2 separate regions of the Homo sapiens genome follow, and region 1 is linked to region 2. A link is an interaction called in ENCODE POLR2A ChIA-PET data of the cell type or tissue named here. Cell type or tissue: A673. All regions are shown on one strand.

Region 1 (8,000 bases), 200 kb after region 2:
AGACATTGCCTCAGTTTTACCATTTCAAGGACAGCGAGGGTCAAGAAGTAGAGGTGATATCAGAAGTATCAGGTACTGCTGGGAACACAAAGAAGTTTGAGATGAATTACCTACATACATTAATAAAAGGTTCTCAGTTATGTTACTGAACAGAGTTTCAACAGGAAGACAGGTGAAAAACAGACTGTAACATGTGGAAGAATAAAAAAGAAGTTGAGGAAATACAGAAGACAGAAAAATGTGGCCATCTAAATAAGTCTGGCTGAAAAAAAGAAAAGAGATTTGTAGCCAGGGGAGGAGACAGGGCCAAGGGTTTTTTTTTTTTTTTTTTTTTTTTGGTTTTGTTTTGTTTTTCATCATGGTGATTGTTTCATTTGAACATGTCAGCAATTAAGGGGCAGGAGTCAAAAAAAATAGGAAAATACAGAGGAAAGCGGGACAGGCTGACAGAAAAGAATGCAAAGAGAGATGAAGAAGGGGAAGAGTACAATTTTGGGAGAGCCTCGGAATATTATTTGGTCAACCTCCTCTTCTTCCAGGAAAAACAAACCAAACTCCTGTTATAATAATAGATTTCAAAGCTACTTTGCTAAATAGTCAGCTGGTTTTAATCTCTTACCTAACAGATTTTCCTAAATTTCCCTTTGACATTATTTTCATACTGAATAGGTCAGTTAATAATACGGTTTTGAGTTTTATTAGCAGAAAACCCCCAAATTTCCTGTTTTGAATGATTTACTTTACAATCCTAAATTCCTGTAACCACTTTTCTCATATCTGATATGTCCCTCTTGTGTAAAAATGTTCTTTAAAGATAGGTCACAATTCAAAATTAGATAAATTACCTTAAAGGAAGAATAAGGGATTAATTTATATTATATATGTATATATAGTATCAGTCTTAAAGGTCAAACAGAATTTAGGCTAAATGTTAAGTAAACTGGATTTATCTTTAAAAAGCACTTTGGAATTAATAAAACCAATGCTATTCCAAGAACTGAGATGTTAAAATGTCAAGTTAATTCTCAATTTTTTTACACAGTTTGAAACAGAATTGAGTCAAGACTCTAAAATGGTAAATTAATCATGCATTTAAAGCACATTTGTTTCTAGAAGATATGGGGAAATTTACATTGGTATATAGGAGATTCTGATGCTTGGGTGCATTAAAATATTTCAAAAAAATAACAATGTAAATATCTAACCATTTATTTAGATTTATTCCAGTGCCGCTGCCAAAACCCCGTCATACCTAAAGCTACATCTTCCCTAATTGAGGAAAGCAATTAGCTTGCTAGTTTATATTAGTACCTAAGGCAGGCAACTACATTAGCTAAAAGAGGAGTTGGTTTACTATCTAAAAAGTGTTTATTTTTATTATGCCAATGAAAAATCTACCTAATTAAACACAGGAAGTGACAACATTTGGTAAGAACTTTTAGGCATTATTGAGTGTTAATTTTATATTGGTATTTCATCCTTATCATTGCTTTGCATGTTTTTCTATGTTCTTACTGGATCCTATGCATTTACTCATAATTGTATTGTCAACGTATCTGAAAAGTTAGGAGCATTTTTTTTTTTTTTTGAGATGGAGTTTCATTTCATTTTTGTCGCCCAGGCTGGAGTGCAATGTCACTGTCTGGGCTCAATGCAACCTCCACCTCCTGGTTTCAAGTGATTCTCCTGCCTCAGCCTCCCGAGTAGCTGGAATTACAGGTGCCCGCCACCACGTCTGTCTAATTTTTTTTGTATTTTTAGTAGAGACGGGGTTTCACCATGTTGGCCAGGCTGGTCTCGAGCTCCTGACCTCAGGTGATCTGCCTGCTTCAGCCTCCCAAAGTGCTGGGATTACAGGAGTGAGCCACCATGCCCAGCCAGGAACATGTTTTTATATAAGCTATAAAAGGAGAGTTACAGGCTGCAATATGGAGCACAAGAAAAATATCTGACCCAAACACAAAAGATAGGTGAGGCTGGGCATGGTGGCTCACACTCGTAATCCCAGCACTTTGGGAGGTCGAGGCGGGCGGATCACTTGAGGTCAGGAGATTGAGACCAGCCTGACTAACATGGTGAAACCCTGTCTTTACTAAAAATACTAAAATTAGCCAGGTGCTGTGGTGTGCACCTGTACTCCTAGCACTTTGGAAGGCCAAGGTGGGCGGATCACTTGAAGTCAGGAGTTTGAGACCAACCTGGCCAACACGGTGAAACCCCGTCTTTACTAAAAATACAAAAATTAACCTAGCATGGTAACGTGTGCCTGTAGTTCCAGCTACTTGGGAGGCTGAGGCAAGAGAATCATTTGAACCCAGGAGGCAGAGGTTTCAGTGAGCAAAGATCACGCCGTTGCACTCCAGCCTGGGCGACAGAGTGAAACTCTGTCTCAAAAAAAAAAAAGGTATATGAAGGCTTCTAGAGGAAATGATTTCTAAATTGGGATGTAAAGGTAAATGACTAGCTTGCTCTTTAGAGGAGTTTTGGTAGTGGTTATGATGGCTTTAGAAAAGGATAGTGAAAGTCATGGCATTGGTCATGGCAATCTGCAATTGAAAACACAGGGTATGCTAGAGCTTACAAACTAATGTTCCCTAGTTATCTTGCTGTGTTGTGAATGAGTTACAGACATGTTTAAATATTGATTCTTTTATGCTTGGGGGAGTATGTGAGATCTTAGACCAACTGGCTCTAGACACAACCAAATTTACTGGTTTACCCCAGTGTACCATGAATTTATTCTCGTTTTCCATGTATTGTGAAGTAAAAGAGGTTCTTGGGGAAGCACTGCCTTAGAGTAAATAAAGTAGCTGATGTGGCTACAGCATTGAGTGAAAATTGGTAAGTGAGGAGAAATGAAGATATGCAGTTAGGCGTGGAAATATCGTGAAGAACCTTGTTACTTGTTATAAGTATTTTTTCAGGAAGCCATCTAATTGATTCAGGCAGGAAACAAACATGAAAAGATTTGCATTTCTAGAAAACCTCTCTGGATGCAGTGAGAAAATAGTTTGGAAAGAATTCAGCAAGAAAGACTAGTTAATATGTTATTTTCTTTATTCTTTCTTTTATTTTCTTTCTTTTTTTTTTTTTTTTTTAGATGCAGTCTTGCTCTGTCACCCAGGCTGGAGTGCAGTGACACAATCTCGGCTCACTGCAGCCTCCAACTCCCAGGTTCAAGTGATTCCCCTGCCTCAGCCTCTCGAGTAGCTGGGGCTACAGGTATGCACCACCAGGCCCAGCTAATTTTTGTATTTTTAGTAGAGATGGGGTTTCATGATGTTGGCCAGGTTGGTCTCATACTCCTGACCTCAGGTGACCCGCCTGCCTCGACCTCCCAAAGTGCTGGGATTACAGGTGTCAGCCAATACGTCTGATCTATTGTGTTATTTTCATAAGCCAAAAAAGTAGTAGTTATTGGCCTGAGCCTGGGTAATAAGAAAAAGAATAGAGAGTGTGAATCAGTTCCAGAATGGTAAAGAAACAGAAACTACTGAACCTGGATATTAAATAAATCCTACAAAGGAGGGAGAGGTAAAGTTCAAGGGTGACTTGCAGGTGTTTGTTTTAACTAATTAGGTGGATGCAATAGTAATAGTTGATGTTTATGAGTACTGTTTTAAAAAAGCACATCTGGCACTACTTTAAGAATTAAATCAACTCATTTAATCCTAACAATATTTCTCTAAGGTAGATTACTAAGCCCACTTACAGATGAAATAACTGAGGCCTAAGGGTAAATTATTAGTAATAAGAGCCTGGATTTTAGTCCAGAAAGGTTTGTTTTCTTCACCACTACTTTGTACGGTCTCTGGTGCTATTCACTGAAATTGGGAACATAGGAAATTGAGCTGGTTTTAGTGTAGATCTAATAAGTTCAATCGTGGACATTGCTATGGACTGAATTATGTTCCCCCCAAATTCATATATTAAAGCCTTAACCCCCCAAAGTGACTGTATCCTGAGATAGGGCCTTTACAGAAGTAATTAAGGTTAAAGGAGATCATAAGGGTGGGACACTAATTCAATAGGTCTATGGCCTTATAAGAAGAGAGAGAAAGAGTCAGGGGGCAGAGGAGAGAGAGAGAGAGAGAGAGAGAGAGAGAGTAGAGAGAACTGTTATGTGAGGACACAATGAGAAGGCAGCCGTCTGCAGCTAGGAAGGGAGCCCTCACCAGAATCCAGTCATGCTGACACCCTGATTTCAAACTTCTAGCCTCCATAATTGTGAGAAAATAAATTTCTTTTGTGCAAACCACCCAGTCTATGGTATTTTGTTATGGCAGCCTGAGCAAGCAAAAACAGACATAGATCTGTGGGAACCCCAAGAGGAACTACATATGTGAATCAACATTCAGAAGAGGCACTGAATGGAGATATAGATTTAAGAGTCATCAGCACATGGGAATAAAATTAAGCCATGGAACCTAATTAGATTGACCAAGAGCTTACATGTAACAAAGAGAAGGCTAAAAATAAAGCTCATAGAAACATCAGTATTTAAGAAATGAGCAAGGAAAATAAGCTAGCAAAAAAAGTTGGGTAAGAAGAGTTAGCATGGAAAAATGGAGAAATGAAACAAAAGAATATAGAGTCACAGCCACCAAGAAATGTTTACAGAGAAAGGAACAGAGGAACAACATTAAATATTACGGAGAGCTATAAGGAATAACAATTATCCGTTGAATTTAATCGTAAGAAGTCAGTGTAACCCTTAGTGAGAATAATAGACTTGTAAACGTATAGAAAAATAGACATATAGAAAAATATAAAGAGTAAAGGAAGGTTGGGAAGTGAGAATTGATAACTCATTCAAAAGGTTGGCCTTAATGGAGAAGATACATGAGAATAAATGTAGGCAAATATGGAGTCAAGGAAAGATTTTGATTTTAAGAAAGGAGAGATTTAAGCAAGCTTAATGCTGATAGGAAGGAGCAAATATAGAATGAATTTGAGAGAGTTGGGATCATTAATAGACAAGTGGATAGAAATACCTCTCCTTGAGAGGTCAAGTGGATAGAAATACAGAGAGTTCAGGTAGAGAGGTTTAGGAGGAAAGACATTGCTTCTTTTAAGAGAGGAAAGAAAAGTGAATATGGATGCAGGTGAGTCTTTAGATTTAGAGATAGATGTTGAGAGGCTCTTTTTCGATGGCTTACATTTTCTCTAAGAATTAAGTAGGAAGGTATTCTAAGAATAAGAGGGAAGTTGAGGAGGCAATGGACAGAAGCTTACTTTGTAAAAGCTCTAAGGTAATAGCTCTAGAGAAGGAGAGAGTGAGCTGATCAGGAAATATGAAGAAATTCTGGACAGAATTGCAGGTTACTGCTACGGTTAGAGATTTAAAAACAAAACAAACAAACATGGCATAGCTCTGTCGGGGAGGTCACAACATTTTCTCCAGTGGCACTTATCTACAACTATCTAACACTTCATAAGTGATAGAAACGTTGGATTCAGCATGTCTCAGGTTTTGCAGGTCATTTGTGACAATAGATTAGAATCTAGATTATTGGTGAGAGGAGAACAACATCCGGAAAGGAAGGTTGAAAGTACTGAAAACCTGATAAGTAAGAATGAAGGAAAAGGGTTCTGGAATTACAAGTTCCTTTGAGGTAAGGCAGGTGGTAGGGATGTAACTGACAAAGACATTATGGCCAGAGAGTGGAATGACTGAGTTTAAGATTTCATGTACTGCAGTTCTAGATGGTGACAAGCTCCAGAGTGTGGTCATTGGGAATGAAAATAAGAGATTTTCACAAAAGAAATAAGGAAGTGAAAAAGCTTATAAATAGGTGAAGCCCTTTTAACAAGTAGTCAAAATGTAATCTGAAGCTCTCACATCAACCTTATCCTGTTCCAGTTCAAGCATGCATATTACAGAGAGAAAGAAATCTTTGTGCTCTACTCAGTAGGAGGTAGCCTCAAAAGAAAATTTCAAAATCAGGACACCTGGACCCACACCCTTGACAAACCTCTGGTGTTATATATAGTTTCCATGTCCTCAGCACTTTTAACTCCTGCCAAACACAGCCTTCCCTCAAAAGTGAGATCCTTTTCACCTGTAGTCAAGGAGCCCTGTGCAGAAGAAAACTCAATACAATTTCTGCAGCCTTTTTTCCACCACCACCTCAACTAAGAGCCAAATGTGTTGACACCCCAGTGGCAATATATAGATCAATGAAAGCACTAATGCCTATGCACTTTTTCCCTGTTATTAAAAAAAATTATCTTCTGACAGTTTTGTAACTATTTCCAAGCTTCTTTTTGTATATGTGTTTAACATCATTAAAAGTAATGGAATGATTCCAGTCCATAGGAAAGTTAGAATCAAATTTCAGAAAATATATGAAGGGAAAACTGATTTTATTACATTTTATTAAAATCAGAATTGTGAAGATAGCCTAATGAGTCATTCTGTTACTACTTTTAAGAGATAAAAAAGGCCATTTTGACTGGTCTTTTCCATTTCTAAAAAACACTACACCATACTCACTTTTCTCCAAGCTCCTCCCAGAATATGTATCATTCTTGCCTTAGAATTCCAAATACTCCCTGCGCCAGACTTAAAGAATGTCATCACTACAGTTTCTACAAGTACTATCACTCTCCCTCATATTTAGAGTTCAGGTTTTATGGGCTGTTTGTCATGAGCAGGTCACCTAAATACCATTCTCTATTCTTATATAGTGATCATCTGTTCTAAATGTTATTCAAGGTTCATTTAAGTGTTTTTTTTTTTTTTTTTGAGACAGAGTCTCGCTATGTTGCCCAGGCTGGTCTTGAACTCCTGGGCTCAAGTGATCCACCTGGCCTGGCCTCCCAAAGTGCTGGGATTACCCGCATGAGCTACAATGCCCAGCATCACTTAAGTCTTATCTCTTTCATTAAGCCTTCTCTGACCATCCTAAGCTGCAGAGAATTCTCCCTCTCTCTCCATGAAGTACGTATTTGTTGGGCACCTAATGAGATATAGCCACTCTACTAGGTGTTGGTAATATATTGTTGAATAAGATGGCTTACATAAGCAAGTGGCAAAGAACATAGTTTAAAAATATGTACTTTGTAAATCAAATTTTTTAAGAAGATTCATGATGGAAGGAAAGAAATTTAACATTTATTAAATCTCTTTTTTTATAGGCCAGGACTTTAATCTTTATAACATCCCCTAAGCTTTTACAGATGACAAAACTGTAGCTGGAAGAGATTACAGTTAAGCAAGTCATACAAAGGTCATGTGATAAAGCAGAAATCAGAAATCATCTGTCTGATTCCAAAGCCAAGCTTTTGCCACTTTGTTGAGGATGCCTTTATAGAGTAGAAAGGAAGGACAAATCTGATTACAGTAGCAATCATTTATTGAATGAGCCTCATAAGCATATTGGGCTTATAAACCAGGCACTGCATTAAATACTTTACATAGGTATTTATTTAATTAGTATAACCAAACTATGAGGTAGACATTATTATTTTCCCTATTTTATAGATAAAGAAACTGAGTAGTGAAAGAATTAAATAGCTTGTCCAGTTCCCTAAAGCAAGTAAATGATGGGGGCAGAATTTGAACCTATTTTCTTCTTACTACAGAATTCAAGATCCTAACCATTTTATTTTTATCAACACCTAACAGAAGTCTACATTGTAGTCTTGGCTCCATTATTGTGAGTTGTTTGAACATGCAAAAAATTTCATGAGTTTCAATGTCTTGGTTTTTCAAATGAGAAAAAATAATGTCCATCCTGCTTTTTTACAGGAAAGTGTGAGGCTCAAGTGAGAATTATCTATACGATGCTTTATTAGTAGTAGGTAAAAAAGATAAAGTTATGTTTAAGCATAGGATACAGGCTAGGAAATTCTGAAAAGTGGCCTATTATTAAATCAATTACTCAAGGAGTCATTTTACTTATAGGTTTAGAAACGACTACTTATTTTTAGTGAAAGACATCTTAAAAATTTAATAAAGGATAACAACAACTTTATTTTTAATGCAAGTCATTTCT
Region 2 (8,000 bases):
TTGTCATTAAGCATTTAAATGAGCACTGAAAAACTGAGCCAGATTTATGTCCAACGTATGGCAACACAATATAACTTAATTTATGGCATAATAACTAAAATCTATCACTCTCCCTAAAAGTTAGTAAGATAAAGGGGAAAATAATTTCAAGTAGTAAACTCTGAATTCTTCTATATTCCTTGCTTTCTTGCTCCCCGACAAAACCCAAAGTCCCTTCATTTTCCCCTAAATTCACAGCCTCTTAATTTTGCATGCTTGAGTATGAAGACTTTGGCTTATTTTCATGACCAACAATCAATCTCACTGATTGTCTTTGGATGAGCTCTAATGGTACACTAAATTTTCATATTATACATCTAAGATATTAAATGGTTAACAAAAAGAAACTTGACAAAATGAAACACAAAGCTGCTTTTGTTAGATAAATTAATAGTAATAATATTTAGAATAATGAACTCTTTATATTGGACTACTACTAGGTGTGTGCTAACTAATCTAAATAAATTAGTGTCACACTGATGTCATTAACTTTCAAGGCCAGTTACAACACAGATACAACAACATAAATTGTGGTTGCTTTTATCAAAAGACATGATCTCCATCTTTCTGTATCTTCTTGACAAAATATGACATTTAACTACACGAAGTGCTAGAATTTTCTGCAAATGTGAAATAAAGTCAATAGTTCTAATTTTTTGCCCAGCATTTATGCTCTAATATTTTGTGAAAGGCAGTATCCATATTTCAGTCTCAAAAATAGGAAATTATTTGCTATTTAATTACCTTAATAAAATCATATTGCATATATCCAATTATTACATTAGGGATTCTCCCCTCCTATCAAAAGAACTTTATGTAGACTCCTCGCAAATTTTCAAATCTTATTATGTTATATATAAAACAAATATTCTACTTTAGTATTGATAGTATAATATTTTTATCAATTTAACAATTCTACTTTGGCAATCTTTTAGACTAATTTAGGAATACATATTTTGATAACAACACTTATAGGTTTAAGGTACTTTTAATATTCCAACTCTGCCTGAAAAGATTATTTTGTTTACTTTGAACTTGCTGAAGTACATACCTAGAGACAAGAAAAACTATATTATGTGTAATATATTGCAATTTACTTTATATTAAGTGTCAGAAAATATAATTCATTATTTCCAGAATGGTAGGTTTCATGTTATGCTAAATAAATAATAAAAGGAAGTATATAAATTTGGAGAAAGGCACGGGAAGAAAAGAATTGACAAAATGATTTTAAAACACATCTAAGAGAATGCACAGGTAGAAATGCCTATATGTACTACAGAAGGAGTGATTGGAGACATGCTTTTTATTATAGTAGGCACATAATAAAGCTACAGTTATTAAAATGCAGTATGGTACTGACATAAGAACTGCAAGATTGTCAGATGGATTAATGGAACACAAAAGATTAAAACAAAATATCCTTGTGCCCTGTAAGAATCATATAGTATATGATATAATAAGTATAACAAAATAATGCCAAAAAAGTCTATGGGGGATTATGTTATTACAAAGGCAATGTATTCAAAAAGATTAATGAGTTAAATATATTTAGAAGAATAAAATAAAAATTAAAATATCAATCCACATTTAACTGATGTTGGTAAGAATGAATTTCAAGAATATACTACCCAAAGCAATCTACAGATCCAATGCAATCCCTATCAAAATACCAGTGACATTCTTTACAGAAATAGAAAAAAAAAATCCTAAAATTTATATGGAACCACAAAAGACCCCAAATAACCAAAGCAATCCTGAGCAAAAAGAACAAAGCTGGAGGCATCACATTACCTGACTTCAAATTATACTACAAAGCTACAGTAACCAAAACAGCATGATACTGGCACAAAAACGGACATATAGACCAATGAAACAGAATAGAGAACCCAGAAATAAATCCACCCATTGCAGTTCAACTCATTTGCAACAAAGTTGCCCAGAATATATACTGGAGAAGGGATAGTCTCTTCAAAAAATGGTTCCGGGAAAACTGAATATCCACATGCAGAAAAATGAAACTAGACTGCTGTCTCTTGACATATATAAAAATCAAATCAAAATCAATTAAAGAGTAACATCTAAGTCCTAAAGCTATAAAACTACTAGAATAAAACATTGGGAAAACACTCCAGGACACTGATCTGGGCAAAGATTTCTTGAATAAGACCTCAGATGCACAGGCAACCAAAGCAAAAATGAACAAATGGGATCACATCAAACTTAAAAGCTTCTGCACAGCAAAAGAAATAATCAACAAAGAAAAGAGACGAACCACAGAATGGGAGAAAATATTTGCAGACTATCCATCTGACAAGGGATTAATACACAGAATATATAAGAAGCTCAAACAACTCAATAGGAAAAACAATCGGATTTTTAAACGGGCAAAAGATCTGAATAGATACTTCGCAAAAGAAGACATACAAATGCCCAACAGGAATATGAAAAAATGTTTAACATCACTAATCCTCAAAGAAATACAAATTAAAACTACAATAAGATTCAACCTTACCCCAGTTAAAATGGCTTTTATCCAAAAGATAGGAAATAACAAGTGTTGATGAGGATGTGGAGAAAGGGGAACCCTCCTACATGGTTGCTTGGAATGTAAATTAGTACAGCCACCACAGAAAACAGTATGGAGGTTCCTACAAAAACTAAAAATAGAACTACCATATGATCCAGTAATCCCATTACTGGGTATATACCCAAAAGAAAGGAAAATCAGTATATTGAAGAGATATTTGTACTCCCATGCTGATTGCAGCACTATTCACAATAGCCAAAATATGGAATCAATGTAAGCATTGATCAACAAATGAATGAATAAAGAAAATGTGATACCTACACACTATAGAATATTATTCAGACATAAAAAAAATAATGAAATCCTGTCATTTGTAATAACATGTCAGGAACTAGAACTAGAGGACATTATGTTAAGTTAAATAATCCAGGCGCAGAAAGACAAATATTACATGCTCTTACATGTGGAACTAAAAACAGTTGAATTAATGGAAATAGAAAGTATAATGATGGTTACCATCTGCTGGGAAGGCTAGTGGAAAGGGGAAATAAAGAGTGAATGGAAAATTGGTACAAAAATACAGTAAGATAAAAGGAATAAGATCTAGTGTTCAGTAGCACAATTGGGTAACTATAGTTAACAATAATTTATTATATATTTCAAAATAACTAAAAGAATGGAATTGGAATGTTACTAACACAAAGAGGTGATAAATGCTTAAGGGGATAGATATCCCAATTACCCTAATTGATCTTTCCACATATGATTGTATCAAATTTGACATGTACCCCATAAATATGTACAAGTATTCTGCATCCATAATTAAAAATAAAAATTTAAAAAACTGATATGAAAAAGAGAAAATACAGTGAAAAAAATTTTTAAAATTATAAGAAAGAATAAAAACAATGGAAGAAGCTCCTACATAAATATTTGAAACAATAAAATCATCAACAACAAAAGTCCCAATACAAATGACATATTAGGTCATATTTGCAAGAATAAGACAAACTTTAATATTCTTAAGACATAAAAAGAATGTTTATTAATAGGAACATCACAAATAATCCAATTAAAAGTAGTTTAAAAACATCAATATATAATAAGCATGACAAACCATTCAGTCTCACAAAGGAAGAAAACTGAAGCATAAATGTGAGGTTTTTTATCCCCATCATATTGTATAAATTTTTTTTTACTTCGTCTTTAATATTTTTTCCTGCCAGCAAAGGCATGTAAAACAGAGACTCAAATATATAATTAGACATAGTAATGTAAATTGATGAAGCTTCTCTAGAAATCAATCTGAAAATATTTACTAGAAGTCATAAAATGATACACATCTAGAAACCAACCTAAATAAATAATTAAAATGTGATTAAAGATTCATGTGCAAGGATAATGATTACAGAAAAAGGTGGCAAGATAGCAATAATCTAAAAGTTGAAAATAGAGCATTGTTAAATAAATACGTATCTGTATACAGAGATAGTATATATTTTTATTTTATTTTATAAACATCTTATATATCTTTTATATTTACTGTATTATATGTCTTTATAATTGTTTTCTTAAATATTTAATGACATGAAAAAATGCTCATAATACAGTTGTAAGTAGAAAGAGACAGAATGCAAAACTACATGACCCTGGTATAGACACATACACACACACACACACACACACACACACACACATACACACCGCGAAAAGAGACTAGAAGAAAATACCAAAATATTAACAGCTGTTGTCTGGAAGTACTGCATTTATAAACCAAATGTTCATACATTTTACAAGTATCTATTCTTAATCACAAATAATGAGTCAACATTTAAAAACTACTGCCAAGTATAATGATTCTTTTTAAAGGTACAAAGTGATATTCCAAAACCTCCTCCAACTCATTAAGGTGGTGGAGCCCTGATTCACATGTAAAATGATGGCTTTGACATTTTATACCCCCATTGGTGAAATGAATAATACAGTGTCTTCCACCACTAGACCAGCTTCTAAGCTATCATCTTAGAGTCATCCACTGAAACCCACCTCCCCATTGTTTCTCATAGGTCATCAAATTCATAGTCACCCACTCTGGTGCAGTAGTACTTCATTATCCTATGGTTGGATTACAATACATGTCTCTTAATGTTAATTCCTTGCCTTCCATTCTCCAACTCATCCTACTTTCCATTGTCAGATTAATCATCCTAAAATTCCAATTTCATGAAGTCATTTGTCTGCTGAAATCCTCCACTGATTCTCCATTTCCTATTGTCCTGTCTTAAACTCTCTCCTTAAGCCTTTCTAAGGGAGCTGAATATCTGTCACTTCTAATCAGATCACTCCTGCCCCTTAGATGTGCTCATTGCCATCTCTGTGCTGTTCTCACCCTATTTCATTTATTACCCTGTTCATTAACTCCAGTATGCACCAATCTATTCTTATATTTATCCCCTATAATACACATACTTATGTAAACTTATGTCAATGACTATTTAATAGTAAGTTTCTCAATTCCCCTCCAAGTGGCTCTTGTGAATAAAAGTCTTTGCCCCAAAAAACCAAAATGTTATGGGAGATCAGGAACTGTATTTTCCCACTAACTGCTGCACACAGCACACTACACAGAAAAGAGTTCATGAACAGTGTGCACAAAGAAGGCAGCTGGTAAAGGGTAAGAAATTCTCATTCTGTAGCTTTGGAGTCTGGTCCCATCTCACCATTTCTTAACTAGCACTTCCCTAGCCAGGTCGTGGGCTGTGCTCATTCCACATATTATTTAATTTGTTGATAAGATTTTATCTCATTGATACTTGTTTCTTTGTCTGAATACCTTTACTACCCCAAAAATAGATAAAGTATGAAAGCACTTTGAACATGTAAGGTTTTCTATATATTTAAGAGTTATTATAATAACCATTATTGGTCTTGAGAGCAGTTTAATCATCATATGATAGAGAAAAAAACAGATATGCTGTCAGAGGACCTGACCTGGGCTATCACTGATTCCACCTGGTTAGGAGATCATGAACTGTTCCATTTAATTATTATGAATTGCCACTTCTTATTCTATAAAATCAAAATAATAACTCCATCTCTCTCATAGCATTTCATTTATTCACCTACAAAAAAATCCTACATACTCATATTTTGGCCAGTACCTAAATGACAATTAGGACCAAATGATTAAAACAAAATAAACACAGACAGAGAACAGAGTTCTAGTCACAAGGAGCTCACAGACAGTGAAAGCAATATATATGTAAGCAAAAACATACAACATACTATGATAATTGCTGTATTAGACGAATTGACTGAGTCCTATGCACTTTAACCATATATGTGGAAGTCAAGAAAGATAACACTTGAGCTGTGTCTAAAGAATGTTTTGAGTATTCCAGGCAGAGGGAACAAAGCGTGTTTATTTGAGGGTGAGGCCAAAGTGCAGCCCAGCAATCTTTCCATATTGCCACATTCAGAAGCTTTTCTCTTTTCTTCAACACAGGCGGACTTTTATTTACCCCACATGCCTGACTCCACTACCTCCATATTTTTATCCTCACAAGTTAACCTTGACTCCTAATTCCTATAAAACTTCGAAGTCATCACATGAATACTTCCTTAACTTCCTTTTTCCATACCTAATGATAAATCTTCATCTGCTGCCATTTTCCCCCAGCGTAGACATTTCAATACTGTTCCCCACTTGTGTCCTTGATTCCTTTCCCACTTCCCATCCCTACATCCTTCCCAGAGATGTGACTTCATCCTATATCTCATCTCTCCTCTCTTCAGTAATACCTTCTTCATTAACGACTCCTAGCCATCAGTATGTAAACATGCTTGTCTCTTCTATTAACCCACCCCCAACCACCCACACACACAGTTTTCCTCTTCCCCACATCCTCTTACAGATACAGTCCATCTCCTTCCCTGAACAATCTACAGAAATGATGTCTTTTTTTTTTTTTTTTTTTTTAACTTCCACTCATCCCTCAAACCACTCTGGTCTGATTTCTGCCCTCACAGCCCTATTGAAACTGGCCTTGTCCAGTTCACCAAAAAACCCCCTTGTTAATATATCTTCAGTTTTCATAATACTACACACTTCCTTTGTTCTCCTCCTTTCCCCTTGTTAGCATTCTTTAAAGTACTATTTATGTCTACTTCTCTTCTCAGGGTGTACCCTCTCCATTCATGGTTTTAATGATCATTTACTTGCTAACTCCCAAATCTCAGCCTCATTTCCTTTCTAAACTTCAGACCCACTGTATTATTCTTGTCCTGCTCAGGGCTCTGACCTTTATTGAGCTCATTAGAATTATTTAAAAGTGTCTTTAAGCAGGAGACTGATTGAACCATGTTTGCGTTTTAGAACTATTACTCATAAAGATGTAGAAAATACATTAAAGGAATAAGAAACTGGAGTCAAAGGGACTAAGAGATCTATAAGGCAAGCAAGAGAATGTGGTAGAGAATGGAATGCTGTATTATGTATCCTTACCTTGAACGGAGGACTAGAGTCACTTGGCCTTGCAGAAAAGTCAAAGGAGATTATGAGATCAACCCCTCTCTGAGGTCTCAGTATCAAGGGATACGGCAGGTTAAATGTGAGCCCACTGTCCACTACATGAATCTTTTTACTTTTGACATCCAGAGGCTCATATATTCGCTCAAATTCATCAGGATCTTAAAAACATAAAAGAAAAACAAGAATGAATTAAATGATCATTCATCAGTATTTATCATCTAAAAATGTTGGTTTCAAATTTGAAAGAATTTCATATGATTAGGCCCTCAGGCTTTGGAGACAAATAGAGCTGGGCATGAAACCAACTTTAGCAATTGTAATTATTACCTTTAAGTCTTAGTTTCTTCATCTGTAACATCAGGATAAAAGTAATTATCAAATAAGGTTGCTGTGAGGATTTATAGGGACAACGCATGGAAAGCACTTAGCTCAGGTCCTGGTATTAACTCTAAGCTATGATCACTTCAATAGTATTATCTTACATTACGTAGGTCTTTACATGTTTCTAAACATTTCCTCATGCATAATCTTGTTTAATTCTTATAACAGACAGGTGAGGCAGAGGACATCTGTAAATGGAGGGTGAAGCCAATGAAGAGTCATCTCGAAGGTGGCACAACTGGGAGGTGGCAGACTCTGTATGGTTCCCAGGCTGCCTCTCTTGAGGGTGAGTGTGCATTCCACCACAAGGTGGGAGTTCAAGGAAATCATCCAGCCAACACACCCAGCAAATATATGTTGGCTACTACCATTCAGATATGATTCCAGATGCTGAACAAGATAGATACATGCTCTGCTCTGATAGAGCTCATATTGCGAGTACACCTCCAATAAGTAAATAAATGTATCAAGAGGGCACTTCATAACGTGATAAATGCAATGAAGAAAATGATCAAGGAC

Evidence for each region. ChIA-PET counts read pairs that join two places held together with the same protein. Peaks named below come from ENCODE experiments on the same cell type or tissue, not always from the same donor. Only the 100,000 strongest peaks of a DNase experiment are listed, where the experiment ranks them.
Region 1: POLR2A ChIA-PET joins it to region 2 with 7 read pairs; 2 of 35 experiments call an interaction of 5 or more read pairs at or near these places.

The regions. Positions count from the first base shown.
Region 1 is chr1:186,766,957-186,774,956 of GRCh38, reverse strand. No RefSeq gene overlaps it. Among named protein-coding and RNA genes, the nearest start is that of PLA2G4A, 58 kb to the left of the region's middle. In A673, no CTCF peak of the experiment used is centred here; no DNase peak of the experiment used is centred here.
Region 2 is chr1:186,964,667-186,972,666 of GRCh38, reverse strand. It overlaps PLA2G4A (phospholipase A2 group IVA), which reads right to left. Exons shown (of 18, transcript NM_024420.3): 15 at 7,074-7,258. Among named protein-coding and RNA genes, the nearest start is that of LINC01036, 120 kb to the left of the region's middle. In A673, no CTCF peak of the experiment used is centred here; a DNase peak (open chromatin) is centred at 4,786; H3K27ac peaks cover 309 bases.